Linked DNA regions of Homo sapiens: region 2 is linked to region 1. The links are chromatin loops, found by intact Hi-C in ENCODE. Cell type or tissue: PC-3. All regions are shown on one strand.

Region 1 (8,000 bases):
ACTAAATGCATGCATTAAAAAGTTAAGAACACATTATTTTGGTATTTAATAAGTCTATAATTTACCTGGCTCATATCTATTAAACATATTAATAATACAGATAACAAATTTTAGATTATGGTCTTTCTTGATTATGGATCTGTTTTGTAACTTTCTGATTATTGTAAGTCGGATTATTTTGCTTTCATTATCTTCATGTCCAACACCTATGAAACATAACGCATGCTGAGTAAATATTTAACATGACATTCTGTTTTTTACTCATTTGATTGTTCCTTCAAAAAATAAGGCCTATTTTCTTTTTGTATTCCATCTAAAATATATAATCATTTTTAATAGGAAGCTGTCAAAAACACTATTCAAATTACCATGATCTAGCTTGAAAAAGGCAGGAAAGAAATACGATTGAAGGCTATCTGCCTGTGCAAAGATTACAGTTTTGAGATCAAAAGCCAACTATTCATAAAAGTCATTGGATTCTTTATCAAGTTATGCCATAAATACATTTCCACAAAAGATGACTCCCTCTACTCTTACCACTAATGAACCAATTTTGTTTTCAGGAACCTGTCCTCATCATAACTCTAGGGGAGAGAAACTCATTTCCAGCTCCAGGACAAAATATCTCATCAGTTGAAATTAATAAAATTGGAAGTTAAATTTGGACCATGGGTGGGTAAAGTTTGTTAAGTTGGTAGATAAGACGGAAGAGGAGGATTTTTATTTGATGTTAGAAGGAAAGATTTCTTCTCTTTCTTTTAGAAGACAGCAACGGCCCATGGTATCTTTCAACTCTGAGGGGGAAAAACTTACGCCAAATGCTGAACACATCCTGATACCAGAAGCATTCAGATATCCCCCTATAATTCTCCTATAAATGTGGGTCCACTTGGGGAGGCAGAGAGCTTGCTAATGCAGGAGGCAAAACACCCTACAGCCTCAATGTAATAGTTTAGGGTACATCCTGGAAGAATGCTGAGTATGAGGAGGGCTTGGCAACATAGGGAGAGTTCAACAGAAGGCTCTTGAAGTACCAAATGGAAGTATAAAATATGTAGTGTGTAGATTTTGATTTATGATGTGGAATATGATATTTCATTTAGAAAATTCTGATATACACTCACTGTAACTTCTCCAAACTCTGTCAGATTTGCTGCCCATATTGAGGAATGTTAAGTGAGATTAAATGAACCACTACTTCATTTTAATTCTGAGGAACATTTGCTTTTGTCATTATTTACTATTGTTTATTGATTTAACAATATTTCCACAGACCAAAGTATTTTATTACATATATAGCTGAGCATGTAATTCATAATTGTATAATATAGAAAATAAACTTCTTGGTATTGGCCTCAGCATTTAATAATGAAAAACTAGTGACAAACATCTTTAGAAAAAAATAATAAAATAGTCCTTCAGTATTAAAATTTCCTAGTAAAAAGCATTAGATCAAAGTTAAGAATATGACATGTTAATGCATAGATGACTTAGGCATAAATAAAATGAATCAAATCCCAGCTCTTATAGTAAATCAAAATAGGTGAAATCTGCAGGTTCACAGTTTGTCATAGGTCAATTGCAAAAACAATGCATCATTCATATTTTTCATCATTCTGAGGTTTTTAATGATACAACATTTAAAATAATGCATACCCAGGATATAAGCAATGTGCTGCATACTTACCAGGTGATTTTTATGCCACTTTGCTGAATGCAGGATTAATATATTTGGGCTTTTTATTGCTTGAGTAGAAAGTGCTCATTACTTATTTTATGTTTATAATATAGAAAATTAAAAAAACAATTTTTTTAATGGCATACATCACACGGTTGTAGTGGTTGACTTCCTCAAGATCGTCTTCTGTGGTTTTGGTGCAGTGGGAGGAGGCACAGTTGCAGGTCTGATAGGGGGGAAGCTGTTACTGTGGCTTATTCCCATTCCCCCATTTTCTAGTGGGAAAGGAGGGAGATGGGGTGTAGGAGGGAGGGGAGGGCCTTGGTGAGGAATCTTTCCCGGTGGGTGGACAGGTTCACTGTGTAAGTGGACCTCCCTGTTTTTTATGTTATACCGGGTATCACAGTCAGGACAATAGCCATGGTACTGTACTTTTTCATTAAACCGAACTCGTTCTCGAGGCCCTGCCTGGGGACATCTGTCTTTTTCAGGTCTATGCATCAGAAGCTGGACTGGAGCCTTGTCCAAGTTACTGTTGGGTATGCAGCAGATATCTCCATTTGGAATTTTGTTAGGTCCACCTGGTAAGCCTCCATTTCGTAGAAGGGTGCCATTGGTTTTTACAGGATTGGCAGTTGGAACCACCCTTTTGGGGTCTTCACACTTCACAGGTGTCAACCTTGGAGGAGGTGGTGGAGGGTTTGGCTTTCTCAGGACCGTGAGGATAGCAGACGGGTGTGCTGGGGGTTTAATAAGCGGTGCATTAGCCTGCACTTTGATCTTCTCTAGGCTGGAGGCTGTTGTGCCACTTGAGCTACTATTCAGCGTGTCCGTTTTGGAGCTGTCAGTCATCTCATCCTCCAGCTGTAGGTCAGAGGTCAGGGTGTCAATCTGGTCAACCACCTAGTGGAAAGGACAAGGTAATTGTTTTGAAGAATGACCCAAACAAAGTATACTAGAAACAATTTATTTTTGTCTAGGGGAAATCTGCTATGGAAGCCTTAACTGATATTGAACTGAACATTCCATTGCTGCTTGATGTTTTCAGTCAATAAATTTACAGAATAGTGACCATCACACAGAGGACCAACTGTATGATAATATAATTTAACATGCTTAGAACATAACATATGATTTATATATACATTCTATTTCTGACTCTGATATACCCACCCATAAAATATGAAACCTGATGCAGGAATATAACTGATTTTTAAAAATAATCAGAGGGCATTTCCCTTCTGCTTAACATGCAGAAAGCTGTAGGAGAACATTGCTTCCAATCTTGAAATTAAAAAAAAAGATAATCTGCAAAATCATAATTTTCTTGAGACCAACAGAGACTTGACCTCACAAGGCAACCAAATGAACTCAACTGTTGAGAGTTTCAAGCCCTCTGAGGATATACAGAAAACATCAACTGTTCAACCTTTAGAAAATCACAGGAAAAAAAGGCAGCAACCATCAGAGTGAATGAAGAAAGCAACTAAAACTTTGATGACTAATTAAAGGTTGAATATGTGCTATTATGACAATTTAGAATCCTTGGGAGTCTCAGACACAGTATCATCTGTACTCACTCATGGCCTCCTTTACACAGACCTCTCATGCTGAGAGGAGGAAAGAGATGGAAGAGAGCCCCTGGTGGGCACACAGGCACAAAACCCCATTTACTTCTCAGACTGTTCTCCCTTATAAAGCAGAACCTTTACTGGTGCAGTAGCAAGAAACCCTCCAACCTGTAAGACACAGGCAAAGATATTTTGCTTCTGAGAGAGGGTAGAAGCAAAAGCTGTCTCGCCTTGGAGAAAGGGAAAGAAAATTATCTGGGCCCAGGACCCTAAACTAATACAAAGCAGATGTTTACTATCACTGGGTGAATGACAGGAAGTCACACCAGTCAAGGGCTACTACAGGTACCAGGCAGAGGAGCCAGGGACTCAGATAAGGCTGGCAGAGGCATCAGAGCATAAGACAGGTGGGAACCCACGTTAAGGAGAGAGGTTGTGAAGATAGGAACATTGAATGGAAGTATCTTAGACAATGCAGTTCTAAGGAGACTTTGGCAAGGATACTGGGGAGTCTGACATCTCCCATAACAGGGCAACCTTACTGTCTCTGCCCTGTTCAGTCATTGGCTGGGAGCAGCAGTGTGGTCACTGCTCAAATGCTGACTTTCAGAGTACAGCATCAGGGTCCTCAGTCATTTACACTCTGCATTCAGAGGTCTTGGAGGCCATTCTCATAGCCACCATACCTGCACTGTTATACACATATGAGAATGGAAAAGTTATGGATTGTTTTAAAAATAGTTTATGTAAGGAGACAGTTCCTTCATTTCACACATTTCCATCACATTTATTCCATATGGAGATTTTTCCCTCCTCTCTTACTTAGGTCTAAGTTTAATCAACTGTGAAGTTGGCTCTTTGTCACATGGTGGCAGGATTGGGCTCAAAATGAAAACACCAAAAGCATCTAGACGTTGGACAGGATATAGACTTTACTTCCTCCTCATGAGGCTCTTAAGTGATTGATTCCACCAGGCAGGTAAAGGCCACCAGGGCTCAGTCTTTGGATGTCTCGAAGGCCTGCAAACTCAGCAGTTTCAAAACATTCAACAAATATAGTAAATTCAACAAATTTCTTCTAGTATTTTCTATTTTAGCAAATGACAGCACAAACCTCACATCTGAATAATCAGAAATCCAGAAACTCTATTTGATATCACCCTTTCACTCACCTTCTGGTCAGGAGAACAAGTCCTTCTATTTTAGCTCCTAAATAACGAATCTTAAATCCATTCACTTTCCTCCATTTTCACTTCTGTCATCCTACTCTGAGCCTCTATGATTTACTGTATGGACTATCCAAAGCCACTTTGCTTTTTTTCATTTCAGTAGTCTCAATGACTTTTTTGGTTTTTTTTTTTTTTGAAGCAGAAGTGTGCTTTTGTTAACTCCCTGTTTAAATCCTTTCTATGTCTGCTCATTTCTCCTGTGATAAAGATCAATTCTGAAAACAGACTTCAGGATTCTGCATAGTCTCACTCAATGGAATACTGGTGTTTATCAGCTGGCTCTTGGCAGTGTAAGGAAGTCTTCATTTGAAAGGTTTTGTGTAAAATTCCACTGTGGTTGATTTCAGGTTAGTCATGTGACATTACTGAACCTGAGGTTGGGAATAAATGTACAGTAGCATACAATTAAAAAGTGTACTATACATAAATAAACTCAGGAGCACAAATAATAGTGAACTGCAGTAAAATAATTAAAAATAACAGGGAACAATTAGAAAACCTTTGTTTTTAATGTAATTAGTTTGTTTATACAGTTTCACTTTTTTTTTTTTTTTTGAGACGGAGTGTCACACTGTCGCCCAGGCTGGAGTGCAGTGATGCGATCTCAGCTCACCGCAACCTCCATCTCCCAGGTTCAAGCAATTCTCCCACCTCAGCCTCCCAAGTAGCTGGGATTACAGGCAGCCACCACCACACCCACCTAATTTTTTGTATTTTTACAAAATACAAAAAGAGACGGGATTTCACTATGTTGGCCAGGCTGGTCTCAAACGCCTGACCTCATGATCCACTCGCTTCAGCCCAGTTTCACTTTTAGTAACTGTTGTGTTTAACAACCAACCAGCTCACAAAATTTTTAAAAAATATGATTGATTTTTAGCTAGTATGAGTCAGTTCTAGTCATTGTCTCATGCTCCTAAATAACTCTCAGTCCTCAACTCTGTATTTCTGTTCCCAATCTCTCTGGTATTCTTTAGGCCCTCAAAATTGCTTGTCTGCTTCCTGCCACAGAATGTTTGCACAAACCATTATTTCTTCTTGAAATGCTCTTCCTTCTTCTCTTAGTCAGGTTAACTCTGACACATCCTTAAAATTTTTCCTATTGCATTCTAAAGGCCTAACATAACAACCGGTACTAATTAGGGGCTCAGCAAATATTTGTTAAGTAAATGCTCCGAGGGTTATTTCTTCAGTTTAAGTGTGAGCAAAAGCATTTTCTCTCCAATTTGATTCTTGGAAGTGGTTGTTACTTCAAAACTTATTCAGTTATTCTAGAAGAAAATGGGAAGGAAAGAATTTATCCATAAATGACCACTGAGTTGGTTGCATATTCTCAAGCTCTGTCTAGAAACTAAAGTGAAAGGCTATCTAAAGAATGTGAGAGGTAGAGAGACAGTCTTGGCTCATGGGTCCTTGTCCTATTTCACCTGGAGGTTATCTACCCCACACATTTTATCATAGTAAATTCTGCAGCAAATGAGAGAAAACAGGTCTTTTAGGAGGGCAGTGAAGCTGATTTTCAGAGATGAATAAATGCCACCTCAGTTCCTGCTGGTTTTATGCTTCCTACCTGGTTTCAGTCTCTACGTTATTTCCTGAGTGCCTATAAAATTCCAAGAGAATAAAAAACAAACAAAACACTGCTTTCATGGAGCAGACAATCCATGAAAGGGCCTCACTTTGACTAGATCTTCAAACAAGTAATTTTAAAAGTGCAACTAGCTCAAGCGCTCTGAAGAATATAAGATGTTATAAGAGAAGAGGAAGACCCCATCAGAAAGGTTAGTGAAGCATTCTGTAAGGATGAGTTGGAGCTTACTGGCAGAAGAGTGGTTCAAGCAGTCTGCTCAGAAAAGAGCCTGATAAAGGTCCTCTGACAGAAGAGATCACCTGAGTGTGAGTGATTTAAAGACTGTTTTGGCTCAAGGGCACTGTGAGAGATGAGGTTGGATAGTTAGGTAGCAGCTATCCTGTGAGAGCCTTTGAGATGATATGATAAAGTACCACATATTTTTCTTTTAAAGAGTTGCAGAAGTGAGAGATGTAGTATTCAAACAGACAATGAATTAGTACTTTCAGAACTGAAGTGTCCTCTAAAGTACACAGTTTCAAACAAGAAAATATAAACAAACTCTCACTCAGACATACCATAGTGAAACCAGAAAACACTGAAAAGCAATGATAAAAGTTTTACAACCACAAAAAAGGGAACACCAAGTATTTATAGAGTAACAAAAATTAAGCTGACAGATCTTCCCACAAGTAACAGTGGTCCCAAGAAAATTTAGGAATAGGTTCATACTGAAAAATAATTGGGAATGTTAATATAGTTTAACTGATATAGAAGTGAGAGAAATAGACATTTTTAGACAACAAAGACTGAGAGAGTATTGCTCTTATAGCTCAGTATTGAAAGTATTGATAAATGAAAATTCAGTGAAAGGTAAATAATCAGAAGGAAGAACTGGAATGCAAGAAGCATAGATAAACAAAGGCATTGGTAAACAAGTAAGTCAAGTTATGCATTGATTACAAAACATAATATATTAATGACTAATTTGGGACAGGGTAAGAAAAATGTGAAGCTAAATACTAGGAAAAAGAACATGTCTGTAGGACAATCAGAATTAAACTATTTAAGTTCATTGTCTTTGTTGTGTGTGTGAGGAAAATTATTATCTATCTGATACTGATTAACTTTATTAAGTCAAAAGTGCATGTGTAAATTTTGCAGAAACTATTGAAATAACAGATATAAAATTATCACTTCCAAAATAAATAAGAAATAAAAAGTGAGCAAAGGAAACTCAATAAATCTAACAAGGCAGAAAATAAGAAATCTTAAAAAATGACAACGAAAAGCATCGTAAATGAAAGTCACTCTATACAATAGAATAAATGATGCCAATATATTTGCAATTACAAGAGTGTAAATAGATTAAAATAATGTATAAAAGTAGTGATTGCTGCCAAAAAGAGACACAGAAAGACAATATAAAGTTATAGAAATAAGATATTATCAGGCAAATATCCAGATGCAACCTGATGCAGCCATGTTAATTCCAAGCACAGAACTTAGTCCAAATCTTTCTTAAGCAAAGCAACATATAGTATCTATACCAACTTAGGTGAATAAATAAATAAAACATAATTTAGAGTTTATGTTCATGTGTACACACACACGAGTGGAAAAAAGATTATGAAGTAGCAATTCACGTGAAGTGAACACAAATTTCCAAACACTAAAAACCACACACTCAGTCTTACTAGTAATTGAGGTCATGCAAACTTGAGAAAACAACATAACATTTCAAACTCAATGATTTGGTAAAAATGAAACAACCTGATAATCCCAATTGTTGGTGATGATATCTATAATTGGAACTTATGCATTGTCAGTGCAAATGTAAATTCAGTCAGTTCAGACAACTTTTAAAGAATATCTTATAAATTGAATAAGGTACACACTTTGTGGCAATTCTACTAGGAACACAGCCTCGAACGCCAGGGAAAGTCCAGTAG
Region 2 (8,000 bases), 1.2 Mb after region 1:
TACAACTCTTAGGTTCTAAGGAATCAGAACCATAAGCCATTCTACACTTAACCTCAAAATTCACTTAGCAAGTTAAAGTTACATTTTTCCCTTGCCACTCAAAAGTAAAAAGTCCAAAAAGAAAACCATTAGAGTTACAAACTGATGCCTTATCTTGATACATAATTATTTTCTCACTATGAAAGAAAATAATTATTTTTTAAGGTTCAACCCTCTTGTGGCTATTTTCACCCTATGATTTCACATTTTTGTGGTTTCTATCCCTGTCAGACGATATGTGAACATGGTTCTTATGAGTTCAATCAAACAAAATTAGAAAAATAAGTGTAATAGACCAAACAAAAAAGGGAGAGCACATTCAATTAAGAATAAGTAATGTTTTTCAGATTGTAAACATGTTGGGCTTATGTTCCGTGATGTCTCCATCTAGTAGTTAAATAATCTTTTATTAAGAGTGTGTGGGACTAAACTGGGAAGATTAGCTACAGAAATAACAAACTCAACAATTTATTTGAAATACTTCTTAAAAATTAAGATTTTTATTATAGAGAAATCATCTTAAGTAATTTGCAAGATATTGGATTATTTTAATCCAAATTATTATAATTATCCAAAAGAATCCACTGGGTACTCTATTGCCAAAATATTGGTTTATTTTTTAATCTTATAAACATCTTTGAGGTTTAACTGAATTATTTTAAAAAGGGCACTGAGTAAACGCTCGTAAGTTTTTTAAAGCACTTAAGGTGCAAAAAAACAAACTCAACACTATATCCATAAAATTGCCACCTCAATTAAACCCTTTATGAAATAAGTACAATAATTAACTTATAAATCAAATTTTAAAATGTGATTATGAGGAAAGAGGTATCTGTTTAGTAAATGAAAGTCAACTTAAAAATATTTCATTAGGAAGGTAGAAGTTGCTCCACAAGAGCCATAACACAAAGAAACATCACCTATTCTTCCAAAAGCATCCAGGGCTGTCTTCACAACCTTCTCTCCTTCTTCCACTGAATCTGAGGGAAAGGAAAATTTGTATGAAATTTCGGCAACCTCCCTTCCAAAGGACTTCTAAATTCTGTGGGTCAGAGTACACGACAAATACTATTCACCCAACAGAACTCAGAAGAACATATCCATATCTACAATAATTTACTAATTATATCATGTGCTCACTAATAAAAATAGTAAACAATAGAACAAAGCTTAGAATCATGAAATAGTCTACATCAAAAGTTTTAACAATTCTCACATATATAAAATATGTAGTCAGAAAACTTTGGCAGACTTAGAAAATCATAATTATACTGGAATACTGAGATATTTGCTCAAAGATTATTAATGTGACAAATAGCATTAGTTGAAGGAAAATAAATAGTATAGTTCTCTCAAATACCATACCATAGTTGGCCACTGCTTTTCCACCTCTCCTTCTTATTTCTTCAACAACCTTATCAGCAGCTAAGGAGCCTTTACCAACTCCTTTGAAGTCCCCTCCCAAATCATTCACTGTAATGCAAAAACAAGCAAACAACAATTAATTATTCTAGACTTTCAAAATGTGTGTGTGTGTGTGTGGAAAATGAAATTCTAATTACTAGCACATCTCTTCAGTCATCTGCCCAGTTCCTTCCTACCCTATCCCATCTTACTAAACACAACACAGCCATTTTCAAAACATTCCTCTTCATTTTTGAATACAGACATAAAGAAACAGCAAAACTATTTAAATACAGGTTGTTCTCATGAAATTTTTAACTGTGCAGTGTTTTTCCTCTTTCAAAAAGTAAAGAAGACTGGGCATGGTGGCTTATACCCGTAATTCCACCACTTTGAGAGGCTAAGGTGGGAGGACTACCTGAGCTCAGGAGTCTAAGACCACCAGCCTGGGCAACATAGCAAGATTTCATCTCTACTAAAAACCAAAATAATTAGCTGGGCATTATGGCATGTATCTGTAGTCCCAGCTACTTGGGAGGCTGAGGTGGGAGGATTGCTTGAACCTGGGAAATCAAGGCTGCAGTGAGCTATGATCATGCCACTGCACTCCAGCCTGGGCAACAGAGCAAGACCCTTTCCAGGAAAAAAAAAAAAAAAAAAAAGGAGCAGGGAAGAAAAGTAAAAAAAAAAAAAAAAAAAAAAAGATTCATCCACTTTTCAGCAAAAGAAAAGAAAAAATGTGAAAATCGCTTTAAGATTAAATACACAGGAAAACAAAACTACTATAAGATCGATCAATCCTACTTCCACATCTTTATCCAAAAGAACTGAAATCAGAAGAAAAACTGACTTGAAATTCTCTTCAAATAACAAAGGATATTAGCACTCCAATGTTCACTGCAACACAATTCACAATAGCTAAGATGTGGAAACAACCTAAATGTCCATGGATAGGTGAATGAATAAAGAAAATGGGGTATATACAAGCAATGAAACGTAATTCTGCATTTAAAAAGAATAAAATACTGCAATATGTGATAATATGAATAAACTCTGAAGACACTATGTTAAACGAAATAAGTGAGTCACAAAAGGACAAATACTGGCATGATTCCACTTATGTGCGGTATCTAAAATATCAAAACTCATAGAATCACAAAATAGAATGATGGTTGCCAGGAACTAGTGAGATGCTGGAAATGGAGAGTTGATAACCAATGGGTATAAAGTACCAATTACGTTGGGCCGGGCGCGGTGGCTCATGCGTGTAATCCCAACACTTTGGGAGGTCGAGGCGGGTGGATCACCTGAGGTCAGGAATTCAAGACCAGCCTGGCCAACATGGTGAAACCCCGTCTCTACTAAAAATCCAAAAATTAGCTGGGCGTGATGATGCACACCTGTAATCCCAGCTACTCGGGAGGCTGAGGCAGGAGAATCGCTTGAACCCAGAAGGCAAAGGTTGCAGTGAACTGAGATCGTGCCACTGCACTCCAGCCTGGGCAGCAGAGTGGAAACTCTGTCTCAAAAAAAAAAAAAATTTCAATTATGCAAGATAAATAAGTTCTAGAGATCGGCTATACAACATACCTATAACAATACTATATTGTACACTTAAAACCTTGTGAAGAGGATAGATGTCATAAGTATTCTTACCACAATAAAAAAGTTTTTAAAGATTAAGCACACAATGTTGAAATATCTTCTCCATAAGAAAGTCTTTATGTATAAGAATGGTGATTTTAAAAGAAACACGCATGAGCTTAAAATATTAGAAAATCATATTTTAAGTTTTTACAACACACAGTGTCTAAAATGAAAGAAATAAAAACTATTTCTCAAAAGAGGTCAAAAATTACATACAGAACCAATATATGTTTAGTCACTAATTTATACCATAACTCCATGTTCATATGTTTAACTGATGACACTTACCATAAAACATCTCCCTATATCCAATTATATATTTACAAACATTAATTGATAATTTACTATTTGCAGGAAAATCTACAGAGGGACACACAAATGTATAAGAATGGTGTTTGCCCTCAAAGAGTTTATAATCTATTGAAAGTTAAGTATGCGATGGCCACAGTAATACACAGATTTTAGCATAAAGTGTATATCCAAGCCAACATAATCAAATAAGAACAAATATCAAAGTTAATTTACACAATAATTTATGAAAAAATTTACAAAATAACATGCAAAAACTAATAAAAAGATACATAGATAAATGCCAAATAACTTGGAAAAACAGAACTTAAGAGAATTACTTGAAACAAAGAATCTGCATTGTGAAATGATCTTCTCCATAGGGTTATTGCATAGATTTTGAAAGCTGTAACAATAAAAAAGTTACTAATTAATAAATAGCATAATGGTATACATGAAAATGTAATAGTTATGATTAACACAATTTTTTTTAAACAAGATTTTTTTTTCTTCTGAAAAACTGCTCTTTTTAAAACTGGGGTGAGAGTTGAAAGTGGAATTGGATAAATAAGTAATGGGATAATATGGAGAAAAAGCCAATGCCTAAAATTAGCTAAGGCATATATATTTTCACTTAACTTTTTAAAAACAGGAAATGAGTTTTTCAAAATGTGGACTGAGATTTTTTTTTGATAGTATAATATGATAAGTCTTACTGAAAATAAAAATGTTACAAGACACAAAATAATAGAAAGAGGCTTGTATTATCCCTCAAGAGATGGAAAAAGTGTTAGGATTCTCAAAAGACTGAATTCTTATTAATTGTTCATTTCAATGCAATTATTCAAATGACAGGAAACAACCAGTTAAAAAAATCAAGATTTTAAGACAGTTAACAGTCTTTTATGACCCTTTTTAAGCACAAGAAAGTTCAAAAGCAAATTAGAAAACGTGATACTTAAGTGAAGAAAGCATTGTTTGATTGTGCAATGAAACACTACCCCCAAGTGGAAATTTTACAAAGCGCAACCAGGCAGGCAAGCATTGAAAGCTGGATAAATAATTTATTGAGATCAATCATGGGTAGTTAAATAATATTGGGGTAAATTTATCTCAAACAAATCTCTACATTAGAGACCACTAAATTGACACTGACCCACTCAGCAATCCCATTATCACCAGAGCGAAATCACAGAAATTAAAATCTTAACTAGAAAATACTGGTTAGATGTCATCAAGATGGCCAACTAGAGGTGCCCAATCCTTGTCTCCTCCGCAGAGAAGAATCAAAACAACAAATAACAGCACTTCAGGTAGAATGTCTAAGAGAGAACATGAAAATTCAGCAAGGAAGTGACAAAAACCCTCTGAGGCACAGAAACTCTGCATGGCAGCTTAGAGGGGGAAGTGAAGCATCCAGATGGAATCAGCTTAGAGCTGACAGGGACTTCCCATTGTGGGCAAAAGGTTAAGTGGGGGACACCCAAGAGTCGCCATTACCATCACAAATACCTGTAATCACAGACCCTGAGCTCAGTATAGGAACCTGCCTGGAGTATACACAGCTGAATTGCTCCTGAAAAGAAACACAAGCTGAGTCCTCCCTATCCCATGAGACCCAAGCTGTTACAGTATGACACCATTTTGGTAATGGAACCACTGCTGGTGTGCATTCTGACCTGGAGGCCAATAGCCCAGACACCTCCACATCCTAGGGGTGCCATCTGCCATCATCCCACCATGCCCACACAGAAGGCTGCAGGATCATGACCCCAGCTAGTTTCAGTGGTACCACTATGACCTCAGCACCTGAGTCCATGCAGCACCCTACACTCCAAAAAAAAAAACAGACATTCAAGTACAATGGGGACGCTGCCACCAGGAAGAGAAAGGCTGACATACGCATTCCCCAGAGACTGAGAATTAGCCTGGCCAGCATCTATCACCTCAAGCAACCATGACCTATCTAGCAGTAGAGCAACCATGTGCCACATGTGCCCCATATGGACCAAGACAACTGACACCACCAGCAACCCTTCCCCCTCCCATGGAGGATCTACCATGCACCATGCTCACCCACCAGGGACAGACAACTAACCCATCTGGCAATCCCTGTTCCCAGCAAAACCATGCCACTGTCTCCACAAACCCCAAAGTCAAGGCCACTGAGGCACATACAGACACTGTTGATGTTGATTACAGCCAAAGAAATCACAAGGCAATTACACATCTGTGCCCAACCAGAAGCTAAACCAAACACCTAACCTAACTGATACATAGAGAAAAAAGTCTTTCCCTACAAAAGTTAATTCATAAAAGGGGAAGATACGACTGTTCTACTAGACACACAAATATCAATGTAGGAACAAAAGAAACATGGAAAAACAGGCCAGGTGCAGTGGCTCACGCCTGCAATCCCAGCACTTTGGGAGGCCCAGGCAGGTGGATCACTTGAGGTCAGGAGTTTGAGACCAGTATGGCCAACATGATGAAACTACATTTCTACTAAAAATAACAAAAATTAGCCAGGCGTGGTGGTGGACACCTGTAGTCCCAACTACTAAGGAGGCTGAGGCAGGAGAATTGCTTGAACCAGGAGGCAGAGGTTGCAATGAGCCGAGACCGCGCCACTGTACTCCAGCCTGGGCAACAGAGTGAGACCCTGTCTCTAGGTGGATAAATAAAGAAATAAAAATAGATACCTTTCTTTAAACACTTTTTTTAAGTTAAAAAAAAAAAAGAAACATGGAAAAACAGGGAAACACAACACCTCCAAAGAAACACAACTCTCCAGTAACAAACCTAAATAGAAGAAAATCTACGAAATTCCTGAAAGGGAATTCAAAATGATGATCTTAAGGAAATCCAGTGAGATACAAGAAAAATATAGATAGATAATACAAGAAAATCAGAAAAACAATTCATTATCTAAATGAGAAATTCAACAAAAAGATATATATATCATTAAAAAAAACAGAGCTTAAGAATACAATGAATAAAGTGTGATGACTGAGTGTTCACACTCGTGTAAGATATGCCTCCCTCAAACGTTGTCATGAAATAAGCACATTGCCCAACTGATAGGAAAAAGAAAAAAAAAAACAAGAATTCAATCAATGAAATTTAAAAATACAATTGAAAGCTTCAACAACAGACTACATCAAGCAAAAGAAAGAATATTTAAACTCAAAGACAGGACTTTTGAAATAACCCAGTCAGACAAAAAAAAAAAGGAAAGAGAAAAACATAAAAAAGAATGAAGAAAGCCTATGGTAGTAATGGGACACCATTAAGTAAACAAATTTTTACATATTGAGAGTTACAGAAGGAGCGAAGTTGGGCATAGAAAACATTTTAGCTGAAAACTCCCAAGTCCTGAAAGAAAGATGGACATCCATATCCAGGACACTCAAAGGTCTTCAAATGGATTCAACCCAAAAATGTCCTCTCCAAAGCACATTCTCCTAAAACTGTCAGAAGTCAAAGACAAAAAGAGAATATTAAAAACAGCAAGAAAAAAGCATCAAGTCACATATAAGACTTATTAGACTAACAGCAGATTTATCTGCAGAAACATTACAAGCCAGGAGAGAATGGAATGATAACATTCAAAATGCTGAAAGAAAAAAAAAAACAAAAACCTGCCAGCCAAGAACACTACTCCAGCAAGCTATCCTTCAGAAATAAAGGAGAAACAAAGTCTTTCCCAGACAAGAAAAAACTGAGAGAATTTATCACCACTAGACCCGTCTTAAAAGAAATGCTTATGGGAGTCCTACACTTGAAAGTGAAAGGATGAACTACCATCATGAAAACATATGAAAGCTTAAAACTCACTGGCAGAGCACATACACAAATGAGAAAGAGAAAAGAATCCAATTTCATCACTACAAAAAAACCACCAAACTGAAGAGATAGACAATAAAAGACAAAGAAAGGAACAAAGAACATACAAAAAAAAACAGAAAACAATTAACAAAATGACAGAAGTTCTTGCCTATTTATCTTGAATATAAATGAATTAAATTTCCCAATTAAATGATAAAGAGATTGGCTGGATAGATTTTTTTAAATACTCAACTATATGCTACCTACAAGAAACTCACTTTGCTTGTAAAGACACACATGGACTGAAAATGAAAGGACAGAAAAAGATATTCTATACAAATAGAAACCAAAAATAGGCAGAATAACTACATTCATAACTCAGTATATACAAGGCATTTGTTCCAGGACACTCCACGTGCATCAAAATCTGTGCCTACTCAAGTCCTGAAGTTGGCCCTGTGAAACCCACGTATACAAAAAGTAGGCCCTCCATATATGCAAATTTCATATCCTATGAATACTGTATTTTCTATTGATGTTTGGTTTTTAAAATATAAATGTATAAGTGAACCTGCACAATTCAAACCTATGTTGTTTAAGAGTCAACGATACACTTACATCAGATATAATAGACTTTAAGTCAAAAACAGTGCAAAGAGAAAAACAAGGTCATTATATAAAGATAAAGGTATCATTTCAGCAAGAGGACATAACAGTTGTAAATATATATGCACCCAACACTGGAACACCCAGATATATAAAGCAAATGCTACCAGATCTAATGAGAAAGATAG

What was found. Peaks named below come from ENCODE experiments on the same cell type or tissue, not always from the same donor. Only the 100,000 strongest peaks of a DNase experiment are listed, where the experiment ranks them.
Region 2: it touches region 1 in a loop (10-fold over the local background); 2 of 110 quality-filtered maps call a loop at or near these places.

What each region holds. Positions count from the first base shown.
Region 1 is chr5:120,680,535-120,688,534 of GRCh38, reverse strand. PRR16 (proline rich 16) reads right to left here. Exons shown (of 2, transcript NM_001300783.2): 2 at 1,221-2,581. The coding sequence ends at 1,826. Among named protein-coding and RNA genes, the nearest start is that of PRR16, 220 kb to the right of the region's middle. In PC-3, CTCF peaks have their summits at 3,300 and 4,109; a DNase peak (open chromatin) is centred at 5,474; H3K4me3 peaks cover 2,031 bases; H3K27ac peaks cover 2,787 bases.
Region 2 is chr5:119,467,420-119,475,419 of GRCh38, reverse strand. It overlaps HSD17B4 (hydroxysteroid 17-beta dehydrogenase 4), which reads right to left. Exons shown (of 24, transcript NM_000414.4): 3 at 1,405-1,512; 4 at 960-1,019. It also overlaps the pseudogene LOC124901215. Among named protein-coding and RNA genes, the nearest start is that of HSD17B4, 19 kb to the right of the region's middle. RefSeq lists enhancers at 4,131-4,862, 4,863-5,594. In PC-3, CTCF peaks have their summits at 4,393 (motif pointing left) and 4,394 (motif pointing left); no DNase peak of the experiment used is centred here.